Regions from separate parts of the Homo sapiens genome. Here all the other regions are linked to region 3. The links are chromatin contacts, found by Hi-C or POLR2A ChIA-PET in ENCODE. All regions are on one chromosome and are shown on one strand. The core of a region is the stretch at or near the end of the contact, and the rest is flanking DNA. Distances in the headings are between cores, read along the strand shown. Region 1 has its middle 130 kb from the start of LINC00954. Region 2 has its middle 14 kb from the start of LINC00954. Region 3 has its middle 67 kb from the start of LINC00954.

What was found. A loop is a pair of places that touch in the nucleus more often than their neighbours do. ChIA-PET counts read pairs that join two places held with the same protein, here RNA polymerase II (POLR2A). Pooled maps may share reads with other maps.
Region 1: a map of gastrocnemius medialis shows a loop between it and region 3 (8-fold over the local background). The contact joins two enhancer-like sites. A Hi-C loop is called at or near these places in 4 of 168 maps with a recorded cell type or tissue (aorta, gastrocnemius medialis, posterior vena cava and 1 more) and 3 of 50 pooled maps. POLR2A ChIA-PET finds 5 or more read pairs at or near these places in 1 of 52 experiments (activated naive CD4-positive, alpha-beta T cell).
Region 2: a loop to region 3 is called in a map of gastrocnemius medialis, with 6 times the contacts of the local background. The contact joins two enhancer-like sites. A Hi-C loop is called at or near these places in 9 of 168 maps with a recorded cell type or tissue (Right ventricle myocardium inferior, aorta, ascending aorta and 5 more), 1 of 37 single-sample maps with no recorded cell type and 6 of 50 pooled maps. POLR2A ChIA-PET finds 5 or more read pairs at or near these places in 1 of 52 experiments (activated CD4-positive, alpha-beta T cell).

What each region holds. Positions count from the first base shown.
Region 1 is chr2:19,736,908-19,741,881 of GRCh38, forward strand. No RefSeq gene overlaps it. Among named protein-coding and RNA genes, the nearest start is that of LINC00954, 130 kb to the right of the region's middle. Within about 2 kb of position 2,029, at least 7 of the 41 ENCODE cell types and tissues checked have a DNase peak (open chromatin) inside an H3K27ac peak, as active enhancers do; they include gastrocnemius medialis and tibial artery, where a contact is called at or near this core.
Region 2 is chr2:19,852,431-19,856,897 of GRCh38, forward strand. No RefSeq gene overlaps it. Among named protein-coding and RNA genes, the nearest start is that of LINC00954, 14 kb to the right of the region's middle. Within about 2 kb of position 2,906, at least 4 of the 41 ENCODE cell types and tissues checked have a DNase peak (open chromatin) inside an H3K27ac peak, as active enhancers do; they include gastrocnemius medialis and psoas muscle, where a contact is called at or near this core.
Region 3 is chr2:19,799,046-19,804,070 of GRCh38, forward strand. No RefSeq gene overlaps it. Among named protein-coding and RNA genes, the nearest start is that of LINC00954, 67 kb to the right of the region's middle. Within about 2 kb of position 2,471, at least 5 of the 41 ENCODE cell types and tissues checked have a DNase peak (open chromatin) inside an H3K27ac peak, as active enhancers do; they include gastrocnemius medialis, psoas muscle and tibial artery, where a contact is called at or near this core.

The sequences.
Region 1 (4,974 bases), core at 779-3,278, 63 kb before region 3:
GATAGCTCATTAGATTAGCTCCAGTGATCTCCATCCTGTAACATCCCACACTTGTCATCAGCAAGCAATGACCCCAGAAGAAGTCGACCTCTCAGCCCTCAGGAGCTCACAGCCTAGATAGGGAAATAAGACTCACTCAAAGCACGGGTGTCTGGGGCTCAAGTGCCATAGAAACCAGAAGAGGCAGTGTGGAGCGCTGCAAGTGGAGAGAAAATTTTCGAATTTCAGACCCTAACAACCCTATTATTGGATTTATTTTTTATTTTTATTTTTTTGTTCCATCGCCCATGCTGGAGTGCAATGGCGTGATCTCACTGCAACCTCTGCCTTCCAGGTTCAAGCAATTCTCGTGCCTCAGCCTCCTGAGTAGCTGGGATTACAGGCGTGTGCCACCATGCCTAATTTTTGTATATTTAGTTAAGTAGAGACGGGGTTTCACCATGTTGGCCAGGCTGGTCTCGGGTTCCTGACCTCAGGTAATCCACCCCCATCGACCTCCCAAAGTGCTGGGATTACAGGCATGAGCCACCGCGCCCAGCCTGGAGTAATTTATTAAGCTGAACAATGCTTTATTCTTTCCTCAATTCTAAGTCATAACCCATGGTGGGCAATGGCCATATACACTCATTTGATTTCTTATCAAGATGGAGACAAAGAGAACCAGCATTCTTTAAGCACCTACTATGCGTCACATACCAGGTTGGGCACCTTCACATCCATGTCCTGCTTCAGTGTTCCTGCCTAGGCAGTCAGACAGTGAGGTGAAACATGGAAGTCTTGGCAGGTTCACGAGGCAGCTTGTAGTAGGTACCTTTGTTTCTGCTCCACCTGCAAAACTCCCTTATGCTTCCCAAGGTGAGCAGAGCTCAGCCAGTCCCTAATAGACAGCAGAGCAAGTTCTGTGCTACCTACTATTCCACCCAGTAGAGTTTGTCTGGTAACACAAATAATCTCTTAGCCTCAAAGATTCCCTATTAAAATGGATCTTCAGCAGCAGGGTGGTTTATTTGCTGTGGAGTACAGTCCAAGCTGTTGGTTCATTAAATATGAGGATACTAAGGTGACTAAAACATGGCCCCTATCTTCAAATGGCTCATTAAGTTATTAGGAGAAAAACCTGCAAACAAACAAGAGTCCCATTGTGCAGATGCTAAGAGAGACATTTGTGCAGAGAATTTTAGGGATACAAAGGAGAGGGTGACTAGTTCTACCTGGAGGCAGCAGAAACTTTTATGGTGGCCCTTGAATTGTCTTTAAGCTCCCTTGGGTGCTAAATGCCTGTGGGAGTCAGGGCTGAATAAGGCATGGTCCTTGTGCCCAGGCTCCACTCTCACTGGAGAGACAATGCTAACTCATCCCAGAAAAGTAAGAGGTCAGCTGGGGAAAACCAACGGAAGATACTGCTGGATGCCAAAGTAGGGAGACAGCAAAAGACTGACACTAGTAAGGTGACAGTATTATTGCTGAAAAGGTAGGAGAAACTTTCTAGAAGTGACGTGGGTTAGGCCTCCGTGAGGTTTGAATGATAAGAACTGAGAAGGCAAGGCACACAAAGAAAGACTAAATTGAACATCGACACGGGAACAGCACGAACTGGCTTCCGTAGGGCCAGTCATGGAACCATAGTATAGGCCCCAGGTCTGTTCTCAGCTTCCAGGCTCAGGTTGCCTGGCAAAGCTCAGGGTTTGCCCTCCTGTCCTGAGCCCTCCTCAGTGGCAAGCAGCCTTCAGTGATAAACTGGAGCTGAGCTCTGCCCATGCTTCAAGGGGAGCTCAGGGGCCGTGGAGGCTTCCCCAAATTTGGATTAAAAAAACAGCTATTCACGGCCTCCTCCACAGGATACATAGCTTCCCTCTAAGTCAGCAGGAACCCATCACTAAGGCTATGAGAAAATAAACAAAGGGAATCCGATTTCAAGGGACACTCAGCCTCCAAAAAGAAGAACAGCACGATCAGACGGATCCTTCCCCTCCGGGGCAAGCTAGTTGTGGGGAATCTCACAGCTATGGTTCCAGCAGAATTAGGAGCAGTTGCTGCCAATAATGGAGCAATAGTATCATGCTTGGGGTTCCCTGGGGACACTCCAGCACGGGGAGCGAAGGCGTGTGTCACTGGAAACCGAAAAGAGAAGCCAGAGGACTCCAGCCTTGCCGTGACCCAAGGGCTCGAGCCAACAAACATGTCTCTCCTGAACCTGGGGCCCCCCTCTATAGATCTCATCAGAGTCAACTGGTACCTGAATACCAACTGCCCTGCTTGTGAAATGTCTGTGCTATACATGGACAAGCAAGCTTCCCTTTACTATTTTTTGGTGGAGTCTACACTGTAGGCAAGAACCCCCAGTGTTCTTAAGCCTCAAAGGGGCTATTTTGCTACAAGGTTGTACAGCATCTGCGTTGGTGACAAAGCACAGACTTAGGGCTGTTTTGGAGGCTGGATGGGTTCTTAAAAAGAAAACAAGAAAAACACAAAACCCATCAAAGCCACTAGAAGAGGAGGAGTTGCTGAACCTAAGAAGAGTGTTTGGCAGAGCTACCAGCTGGCCTGGGAATGACGTGTTGGCCTCAGAGTTTCCCTGTTGAGGCAGAACTTGAACAGCATGTAGAGTATGGTTCAAGCTGTCAGTTCATTAAATGTGGGGATGCCATGGTCACTAAAACACAGCCTCTGTCCTTAAATGGCTCATGAGTTATTAGAAGGAGAAAAGAAAGAAGCTCAGATGGCTTAACAAGTTCAAATCTAGTAGCAAGGCTGATACCCTGTTAACCTCTCTAATCCACAGAGGACTCACAAATGGTAACAACATCAAAGAGCAACAAGGGAACTCAGACATGCAGAGGGATGAAAGGCTCCCCGGCTCTAAGAGAGTGGGACGTTGTAAATGGTGAGAGCCCAGTTCTCACAACCAGGGAACGTGAGTTGTGCCCCTAGCTCTGCCAATGACCTACTGTAGAACATGGGGAGAAGTCCCTTCCCTTCTATGGTCCCGATTTCTATGTCTGTGTAATGATAGGCTTGGCTTGGATGATTACTGAGGGCCTGCTCAGTGCCAATCTATGAGTCTGCTGCTTAGGCCAGAACAGTGTCAACAAATCTGCTAGCAGATCGGAAGAACTGTCCTATGCCCAGCCCTGTCTAACTCATGCCATCAAGTTCCATGAAAGTTTGTGTCTGTAAGTTACTCCTAAGCCTAGGGATTTCTGGTGACATAGATATAAACTAGAGTTAGACTTAGAAGTAGATTTAGATACAGATGAGATATAGACACAGACTGGAGATATAGGTATATGTGTATAGATCTACATATATAGATACATACGTACGTGTGTGTGTGTGTGTGTGTGTGTATGTGTGTGATCTCCCCACTAAGCACCTTTCCTTTCGTGAGGGACACAGACATGGAGCCACTGATTTTATTTGAGTTCATGTCCTACATTTAGTGCACTAAAGCCCTCCCCATTCCTCAAAGCCCATCTCAAGAACCTCCTCCTCCAAGGAGCCTTCCTTGATCTCAAAGAGATGATCACTCCCGTTTAAATTACTGAAAGTTACGTTTTGGGCCATACACGACCGAATTATAACAACTACTTAATTAATTATTGCATAGGAAAGCACTCCCACAAGGCAGATAAATTGTTTTTCAATTTACACAGAGGTTGCCAAGGACACCTGGGCTTCAGACCGCCCTCGTGGAAATGCAGGTGGATCAGCCTGCTTCTCGTAGCAGAAGAGGCACTCAGCAAATGCTTGTCTATAGGGTTTGCCCAACAAAAACTGAACTTTGGCCCACACCTCATACCATACACAAAAAATAACTCAACAATTTTTTTACAAACCTAAATGAAAAAGCTAAAACCCTCAAGAAAATATAGGATAATATCTTTAGGACTGGAGAGTAGGCAAAGATTTCTTATGCAGAGCAGAAAAAGTGGTTACCACAGAAAAAAACTGATAAACTACAGCCTGGGGAATATGGTGAAACCCCATCTCTACAAAAAATACCAAAAAAAAAATAGCCATGGTGGTATGTGCCTGTGGTCCCAGCTACTCAGGAGGCTGAGGTGGGAGGATCACCTGAGCCTGGGGAGGCAGAGGCTGCAATTAACTACTGCACTGATCATGCCACTGCACTCCAGCCTGGGCAACATAAGTGAGACCCCATCTCAAAAAGAAAAAATTGATAAACTGGACTTCTGCTCACTAAAAGGCACATAAAAATGAAAAAAAATAAGCCACAAGAAAATATTTACAATACATATATCCAGTTAAGAATTAGAATCCAAATTATATTTTTTAATTCCCATAAATCAATTTTTAAAAGAGCCTAAAAATGAAAAAAGGCTTAGATGAACACTTTACAAAAAAGAAATCCCAATGGCCAATAAACATATAAAAAGATATTTGACATCATTAGTAATCAGGTAAATACAAATTAGAACCATAACGAGTTACAACTACACACCCACTATAATGGTTCACATTGAGAGGACTATCAATATCAAATGTTGGAAAGGAACTTCCATACTTGGCTGGTAGAAGTATAAGATGGTACAACTACTTTGGAAAGTTGTATGGCAACTTCTTATAAAGTAAAACATACACTTACTTCACGATCCAGAAATTTCACTCCTACGTAATTACCCAAAAGAAATAAAAACATGTGTCCACAAAAGACTTATATATTAATCCTCCCAGCATCATTATTCATAAAAGCTCCAAATTTGAAATACCCCCAAAGTTCTTCAAAGGGAAAATGGATAAAGAAAGCAAGGGTAAGACCCATATAATGATATAGCAGGTAACAATAAAAAGGAATGATGACAGATACACAAAAACAACATGATAAATCCCAAAAATATTATGCTCAGCAAAAGGAACCAAGGAGAAAAAAGAGTTCATATTGTTTGATCCAACTTTTTTTTTACAAATTCAAGACCAGGCAAAATGAATCTATGAGGATGGTATTCAAAATAG
Region 2 (4,467 bases), core at 1,656-4,155, 54 kb after region 3:
GTGTCCAAATATCTATGATATTATACAAAGTGATGCCTCTATAGAATTAAAAAGTCAAATAGCATAGAAAGTTGTACAATGAAGAGAAAAATCCACCACCTAACATCAAAAGACTTATCTAAGAGAAGGTTGAGTCCCCACTCTACTGCTGGAGGAAAGGTGGTGTGACTTGTCCAGGGTCACTCAGCTGATCTGCAATGGAGCTCAGGGTCTCTGACTACCCAAGGCAACTGTTCCCAGTGGACAGCATTTAGTATGCTCTGTGTCCTGGTGCTGGGAGATCCAAAGTGTCCCCGGCCTGCTCCTGAACCCCACACAAGCCTGGAGGCATGGCCCACACTGAAGAAAAATGGAAGCCAGGTCCCGTGGGTCACACCTATGGTCCTAGCATTTTGGGATGCCTAGATAGGAGGATTGCTTGAGCCCAAGAGTTTGAGACCAGCCAGGGAAATATAGAAAGACTCTGTCTTTACAAAAAAAAAATAATAATAATAATAACTAAGTGTAATGGCACAAGCCTGTAGTCCCAGCTACACAGGAGGCTAGCATGGGAGGATCGCCTGAGCCCAGGAGTTCAAGGCTGCAGTGAAGTATGATCATGCCACTGCACTCCAGCCTGGGTGACAGAGAGAGACCCTGTCTCTATTTAAAAAAACAAAAAGGAGAAAGAAACATGGAAAAGAGGTGAGTTTTGGTTTTGGCCCTTATTTTGCACCTGCGGGGCCTGGTGTCTGACACCACATCCACCAATAGGTTCTTTGCTCCACGTGGAGCTCGCTTCACTTTGCCCAAGTATATCATTCCCGCTGAGCCCTCTGCAAGCTTTCCCAGTGAAGCCCTATTTGAAACTCTTTCATTCATCCCTAAAGCTCTTAAGCTACGGAACCCAGGTCTGGGCACCCTATCGGGCACACTGAACACACATCTGCAGATAACATTTAAGCCCCCAGGATTCTGAGCTAGGGCTGATGCCATGGTGGGGAAAGAAGGGGAGAAAGTTTCCAGTCTGACGTCTGGGAGATGGGGCCCGCCCCTACAATTCAACAAGTTTTGTTGAACAGAGCAGACTCAAGGGCAAAGCACAGCACATTATGGTTGATTGAGTGGAGAAAAAAGAGATGAATACCTCATTTGTGGACAAGATAAAATTGCCACACCACCCGGGCCTGAAGAAAACATCCAGCTGACTATGACAAAGGCAGCCTGGGGACCACCAGGGTCACCACCTGCTGGAGATGCAGAGGCTGCCCCAGCATGGCAGGTGACAGTGTCCTGAAGGCTCACATTCTGAATGAGAACCCTGCGCCATCTGGGCCTGTCCCCAGCCAAAGCTGTGCAATCTGGGACTAGCCCTGGGATCATTTGAACCACCAGAAGCACACACGATTATAGGATAGTGAATTTTAGGAGAGCTCAGAAGAGAAACTTTTATGACCTTAGACAGAATCATAGAGAAGGGGAGAAAGGGTATCTATGACCTAAACTTCTCCATGTCCTAGGCAAGAGGTCTCTCAGCAGCATCCCTGGCAAGCATCCATCCTCACCTACCTTAAACACTCCCTTCACAAGCACTCACTCCCCTGGAAGTCAGCACCTTCTTTAGCTGGAAGGGGTATTCCTTTATTTTTTTTTAATTTAGGTTAAAAACCAGTCTTTTTGGAATTACTGCTGACTGGCTGAAGTCCAGTCCCTTAAAGCAGTTTTTACAACTTTTTCTTCTGTAACATGTAACTGATGACCCACAAATGCATATCCATGGGCACCTGTTCATGCATTCATTCAACAAGTTTTGTTGAACATCTACTAGGTCCAGGCACTAGAGCAGAGTAGAACAGAAAAGAGACAAAAACTCCTGCTTCCTGAACGCTATATTTATTATTGTTTATAACACTAGTAAGTAAAATATACAGCATATCAGGTAGAGATAAGTTTAAATATAAATAAAGCAGGGACAAGACAGGGGAGTACTTGGGATACCTGTTTCTATAGAGCAGGCTGGAAGATCTCATTAGCAAAGGCCTGAAAGGGGAGGGAGACAGCAAGCCATGCAGACATCAGGAAGAAGGGCAAGCCAAGCAGCGGGAGCAGTAAGTGCAAAGGCCCCAAGGCAGCAAAGCTGGGCACAAATGGAATAGGCTTCAGGTTGGGCACAATTCTATGGAGTCTAGTCACCCTTAGCTCGCCACCCTAGAAAGAGCTGGGAATGCCCGGCAATGAGGAAACATTGCAGAGACGAACCTTGCATCTGCTCCAATTTTTTTATTTTTATTTTTTCAAGATGAAGTTTCACTCTGTTACCCAGGCTGGAGTGCAATGGCGCAATCTCGGCTCGCTGCAACCTCCGCTTCCTGGGTTCAAGTGATTCTCCTGCCTCAGCCTCCTGAGTAGCTGAGATTACAGGCACGCACCACCAGGCCCACCTAATTTTTGTATTTTTAGTAAAAACAGGGTTTCACCATGTTGATCAGGCTGGCCTCAAACTCCTGACCTCAAGTGATCCGCCCATCTTGGCCTCCCAAAGTGCTGGGAGTACAGGCGTGAGCCACTGGCACCCGGCCCTGCATCTGCTCTGACTTCTTAAAATGCATGAGTTATTTATCATTAGCAACAAATTTGCCAGCAACACACCTCACAATGAAGAAAGCTCCCCAATGCATTACCACACGGTGGCCGAGAACAGCTGTCCTAGAGACAAATGCACCCAGCCTCAGCCTGAGGATGTTCTTTGGGGAAGAGGAGAAACACTCAACACCCTGCACTGTCCCCCTTGTCCCCTTCCAGCCCACTCTAGCTTGTCTAGGTCAATCATTCCTCTCCATCCTTTTCTAAATCATGATGTGCAGCCCACAACATGAATGATGGAGAAAAGGCACACCGCACATCCGTTCACACACAACTCGGGTTGCCTTAACCCAGACGCCTGACCTCCATGTTGGGGAGCTGGCGCTCTGGACTGCCCTCCCTCCTTGTAATTCACGTCACCTCCAATACCAGAAACATGTATCATACAGATCTTTTCCCTTTTTTTTAAGATGTTCCCAAGAAAATCTGCGTTTAATTTATGGGCAATTTATAATGGAAATAGACCATATAAAATGTATACAAATGTGTAGGCCTGTCTATAGGGCTTGGAAGGAGACGGTTTAGCTTAGCAATAATTAACGTGAAGGGTCTCTTCCCTGCTGCCAGGTAGACATTTAGACTGCCTGGACTTTCATTAAACTTAAACCAGAAAGGGCTCAAGGGCCAAGGTCCAAACATTCCTCAACTCCATGGAGGACGTCAGGACACGTAGCTGACGACAATACATTTCACCAGGGTTGCCAAAGCCCTGCTTAAGTTGAGAAGATGCCTGCATTGCGTTATCGGACACAGGATGCCAGCCTGTGTACCATAATCAGTTTTCCAGAGAAACAAAGCCATCTCCAATGCCCCAAACCAGCGTGAGGCCACAGGGTTTGCAAAGCAGTCAGCAGAGACACAGGGCACCTCTCTGTCCCCACACCTGGTTCTTCAGGCCTCTAAAGACAGCTGCTGCTCCCAGCACAGGGCCGCCCCGCTTAAGTCAAAGAAGAGTTACGGAGAAACTCAGGGTTGCCAAAAGCTATTTCCAGGGGACTTTGATCATCTGATGCTGTAATCTCTGAAGGGAAACATACTTCATTTAGAAGGTATTCTTTGGTGTCATTCCCAAGGAGAAGGCATACTTGTTTTTGGAATAGCAGAGCACTTACTTTCTCTCTCTCTCGCTTTTACTTGATCTCCCTCCCGCTCTCTCCCAGCCATGAGCATTCTAACTGTGATGGTGCACAAACAACCGTGCTGAACACAGTGAGAAATCATAGAACATGCTGTCGGCCAAAAAAGCATGTTTTTGACAGTGCCCAGTTAGGAGCCAAAATCCTAGATGGCAGCAACACTGAAGCCTAAGGGCCAAAGGCCAGGCTCCAAACTTCCCAGAACTGTTACAGCCCCACCAGCCTCCTGACCTCACTCAGGGTGAGACCCCCATCGTGGGGGAGGTGGAACACCCTAAAACCCAAATGGGTCCCTAGAATCCTCTGAATGCCATGGTGAAGGGTGGTACATTTAAATAAGTTTTTCCTGGCATAGTCAAACACAGTTTAGATCAATTACCTCATTTTTCAACAATGAAAAGATTAAACAGTTGTTAAGGGTTATGAAATGATTTAATATGTTATTAAGCAGAGATGTAAACTATCAAAGTAGAAATTTCCAGAGAGAGACTTAAATATCAATTATATGTGCATCCAATTTGTAGGCAGCTCTTCCCCACACCCCTCCCAGAAGCCCACACCAAGGCCCCTCTGAAGGCAGCTTTGAAAATCCAATTCTGTACTGGTTTCATGAGAATTTTTCATGGCCAGGGGAACCAGGTTCAGAGTGTTCACAACACTTTTTTTCCCCTTGAAATGGAGAACAAAATCAAATTTTAGAGAGATTTTG
Region 3 (5,025 bases), core at 1,221-3,720:
GAGCTAGGTTCTAGCCCTGGCTCTATGCTAACCCACAATGAGTTGTTACATGCTCTAAGCCCTGGTTTAGTGGGTCCCTTTCTTCAGTCACACCAAGTGTCCTGTTTGAAATGGGTGCAGGGACCTCAATCTCTCTCTCTTCCTCTGAAGGTCCTGAGGAAAAGGATCAGCCAGATTCTGAAGTGGCCCTGCTCTGACCACCTGGGTTCTGCAATCCTAAATGACCTGGATGCTGGTCAGAAGCTCAGCTCCATAAGGAACACAGTTTTACAGCAGAGCAGGGAGCCATTGACTGGGCCCCTCCTGACCCACAGAGCTTCCCCAACTGGCATGAATAAAAGTCACTCCAGCACTTGTACAAAAGCCGAAGAGTCCAAAACAGCATAATGGGTGCTATGATGGAAGGGAAGAAGGCTCCGGGGGAGGGACAAGGGAGAGGAGTTAGGAATAGTAGCAATAAGGTGTGGCCAGGATAGAGGTCCTGCAGCCCTGGAACAGGGAATCCAGGTCAGAGAAAGGGAGGTGGTGGAGCCAGTCTCGGATGAGTTCATGAGGAGGCAACGCTGGGGCTGGACCTTGAATGACAAAGGTGACAGCGACTGTTTATTGTGCATCTACTGGGCACTGGGCAATATAAATGCATTATCTCTCATCCTTACTAAAACCCTAGAAGATAGGAAGTATAAATTCCATTTTACTGATAAGGAAATTGAGGTCGAGATAAGTTCTCTGGTTGTCTGGTCTGTTAATGTCAAAGATAGGATTTGAACCCAAGTGCATCTCATTCCAGAGCCCACGCTCCTTCACTACACAGGATCTGGATAGGGAAGGGGTGCAGAGGGCAGCCCAAAGACGGGCTCCCTGCAGTGCAAAAGCCTGGAGGCAAGACCAGGGAATAGCCTTTGGTATAAAGGAGGTTGTGCATTGTCCGAGGACAGAAGCTTGTCTCTATCCTGGGAAAAAGGCACACTGCCTCACTCAGGCCTAGAGAAAGCCTGGTGGCTTGCTCCTCCCCAAACCCCAGTCCCTGTCCCAGGTTGTTTACCTCCAGTACTTATGGAAATATAAGTGCTCTCACCTGACTCGGAGGACTGCAATGAACCAGGCAGGAGCACACTCTATGAACCTTCTGCCCATCCAGCAGCATGCCTCCAGGGGACAACCAGCCCCCAGGGTTCCTGGCAGCTCATCTAGACATTTCCATTTGATGCTATGCAAATGGATGAGCCTGCCGCTGCCATCAGGACCACCACTCCATGCTGGGAGTTTTCATGAAACAGATTCCAAACCTGCCCTTAGGCAGACATGGCCAACCCCAGATCCCAGCTCCACCAGGAGATCCCAGCTGCGGGGTGCTGGAAAGGGGCAAGTCAGCACTCGCAGCTGAAATCTACCTCTGGAGTACAGTTCTTCCCAGAGCCACAGCACCCCCTGCCCATGACAGGCCTCTCGAAGGCCATGCTAACACCTGCCCACTTCTAGAAGCTGCATGCCAGAGAGGCTAACATACCCAGTTAACCCACAAAGACCCACACCCTGAGCCAAGCCACCAGCTAATTAAAACATTCTGTGAGTGACTTCCACGCAGATGGAAAAAAACTGAAACAACACAGAACAAAGGAAAGGAGAGACTTCTGTTTGGGTCCTGGCTGTCACTATACCAGCCATGTGACCTCTGGCAAGCCACTTATTCTCTGATCTTTTCTTTCTTATCTGGTAGTAGTAACATCCAACATTTATTTTTTAAATTTGTAGATCACAATGTACTTTTACATAAACTATTTTATTGAAGGTGATGCTCGCAAAACCTTGCGAGGTAAGAACTATTGACCCCGTTTTGCAGATGAGGAGCACCAGGGTCAGAGAGGTCAACCTCCATATTCAAGCCACACAGCCATTAAGTCTGGCCTGGAACCAGATCCCCTAATAGCCTGCCCTCCCTGCTGCGTCCACCTCCCACAGCCTACTTGGGAAGACGCTCCCCTGTGAAGCCTTCCCAGACATCTTGTCAACCATCATGGCATTCTCCCTCTCATCACTTCAATGTCTGGCTTTCTGCATTCTGATTTTCTACAGTCTGGAACCCTTGGGGCAGCTGGAAGGCTCTCCTGCAGGTACATTCACTGTTCACCATTCAAGCCCCCAAAATAGAACATTCTCTTCCGCCCGACCTCTGCTAGACCAAATGCCACCACCAACAGGTCCCCAAAGACAAAAAGTGGGAGAAAAACTTCTGGGCTGGCTGTAGGAATGTGCAGTTAAAGTAGGACAGGAAAGTTGAGAGTTTGATCTAGAAATAGGACCCTATATAGAAAAAAAGAAAGGAGGGGCATGATCCTATCGGCAACTGCCCAAGTTGGCCACAGCTGACAATACTGACATAGGAACACATTCTCTGATGTCCTAGGAGAGGGTGATAGGACCATCCAGCTGCTGTTGCACGCGCCAGGGACCACACCTGGCTCTGCAGCCCTCTGGGCATGCTGCCCGCTGGGTCTCGTGGGCAGTGCTGACTCACAGAGGCCAGACCAAGGGGACAGCCTGGCCCGGCTCTCAGCACGTCTGACTCACCGTCTCCTCCTGAGCCACTGTACGACATTCCTTCTCCAAGAAACAACATCCATCTTTTTTTTTTAACTGGCAGAAGAGCTTTTTCATGTTCTTGGGACTGTAAACCAAGCATCGAATTTTCCGCAACTTTTTCTAGTAAGTGTGCCTTGTGGGAAAGTTAAAAACAAGTCCATTTTTGGGCCTAAACATTGTTATAACTCCTGAGCTGCCTTAGTTTCTCCCGAGGTCGTTCACCTAGGGGACGCCAAAAGCAAGGATGTTTCAGAGATCGTTGATCAAAGTAGGCACAAGATTAGGTAGTCAGCTTTGCTTGAATGAGTGTTTAATATTTAATAGAAATCCACATGTCAGGCACTGAATAGTCATTGTGCATGTATTTCTCTAGGCCCTACCATAAGCCTGCAGAGTCAGAATTGTCATCCCTGTTTTAAAGCTGTGGAAACTGAGGCTCAGAAAGGTTAAGCAACTTGTACAAAGTTAAACATTGGAGCCAAGATTTAAGCTCATGTCTATCTAATCCCAAAACTTCTATGCCTTAACTAAACCATGCAGCTTCTTTCCTCTCAGCCCCCACACATCCAGGCTGAGAGCAGGTCATTCTCCTGCAATTCGTACATTCCTGGAGGTTACTGAGCATGCCAAAGAGTTTCTACGAAGAGAATCCCTTGGCCTCCATCTCTGGCCAAGCTGTCTGCTCCTACCATCCCTGCCCCTCCTGACTCCTGAGGCTAAAGCTCCCTGGCTGCATCTCCCGGAAAAGGCAAAGAGTAAAAAATCACAGTTCCTATGGGTGCTACCCAGCCAGTCAAGCAATGTGTCCTCCTGGGAAGTTACTAACCTCTACCAGACTATACAACAGCCCATCCTCAAAGCCCTACATGGACCCATAAAAGCAAACCCTGTACCGAAGGCCCCTGTAGGGCACAGGTGGTGCTTGGGAGTAAGTCTGCTCATTGCAGATGGCATGCTGATGGGCAGATGGCCAGGTGGGCACTGCCCATGTACAGAGAGCTCATGCTGGATGCTTTGTTTACCCCTTGGACCCACCCTCCACTGTTCTCTGGCCTGGAGGCCAACCTGGGGCTGGAAGAATGGGCTTCCTTGCCCTTTGTCCTCCAGCTGGGTCTGGCCAGTGGAAGGTACTGGCACTATAGCAGAGGGCAGGAGGTGAATAAGACCAGGCTACTTGCCCAGCTCCTCTCAGGCAGCCTCTCCTGAGCCCCACAGCTGCAAGTACAGGTACGGTGGCTGCAACTGTCCGCCCCTACCACCCACCGCCCCCAGAGGGCTTCACCATCCCTTGCTCATGGCCCTTGCTCTTCTCACACTTTGAAAATAGGCCCCCCCCCTCCATTAAACTCTCCACGGTTACTTCCGTCTGTTCCTGCCAGGTCCCCAGCTCATTCAGAGTGGTTTAGTGCAAAGGCGTCGCCTTGAGTAAAGGAAGTGTGGGGTAAGCCAAGGCTATTTTGATGGCTTTTCTTTGGCTTTTATCATCCTCAAAATCAGGAAATTTTAGATGCTGTTCTTAGTGCATTTGCTGTGCATTTAAACTGTCGGCTACAATTCAGAAGCACCGGCACTTCTGTCAGCCACAGCTTCAATTCCCTGGCAGTAAATTCCTTAAGTAAAGAGAGAGGCCTTGGCCTCACAGCCTTCCCAGGATCCACGAGGTACCCACTCACACTTGGAATACTTGCCAGGTAACATCAGACTCAAAGCAACATTCTGCATAAAGCATGTTTGTTGGATTTAAGAATAAAATTTTTATTGAGATCCATTATCTTCCCAGTCTCCATTAAAATTGACTTGCTTTCAGTCTGTACAGATTTATTCTTAACGGAAGAGATAAGAAAAAGACCAAGACCCAATTCCTACCCTCAAGAAGCTCACAGATAAATGAATGCAATGTAACAGGAGCAATAAGAACACAAAAGCGACTCTCACACTGCCTGGAGGTACAAGGAAGGCTTCACAGAGGAGTGGCATCCAAGATGATGTCTGAAGGGTGGCAAGGAGCTCAGCATGTGAATAGATGAGTGAGGGCATTCCAGGTAGTGGGCACAGCATATGTAAAGGTATGAAGGCATGAAAGGGTATATGGTGTCCTGGGGGCCAGAAGTAAAACATTATGACAAGAACTTGGAGCATGTTTTGGGGACTGATAGTCATCAGACTGGAGAGTCAGGCCAAGGCCCTGCAGCCATGCTTAGAATTCAGAAGGAAGAACAAAACACTTGTAAAGTATAAATGATTGTCAGCCAAGAACCGTGTGTAAGGCTTTCTTAGTGACATTTCAAAATGGCCTTCTTATAAAATGATATTTCAAAATGGCCTTCTTAATGACAAAGGAAAATCTGATCAATTCATTTCTGGGTTAAAATTTATGCTCCAGAAAAATGTGACCTAAAGAGTAAGAAAATAAAGGTTACATATTTTGAAGTGGTTTAAGTA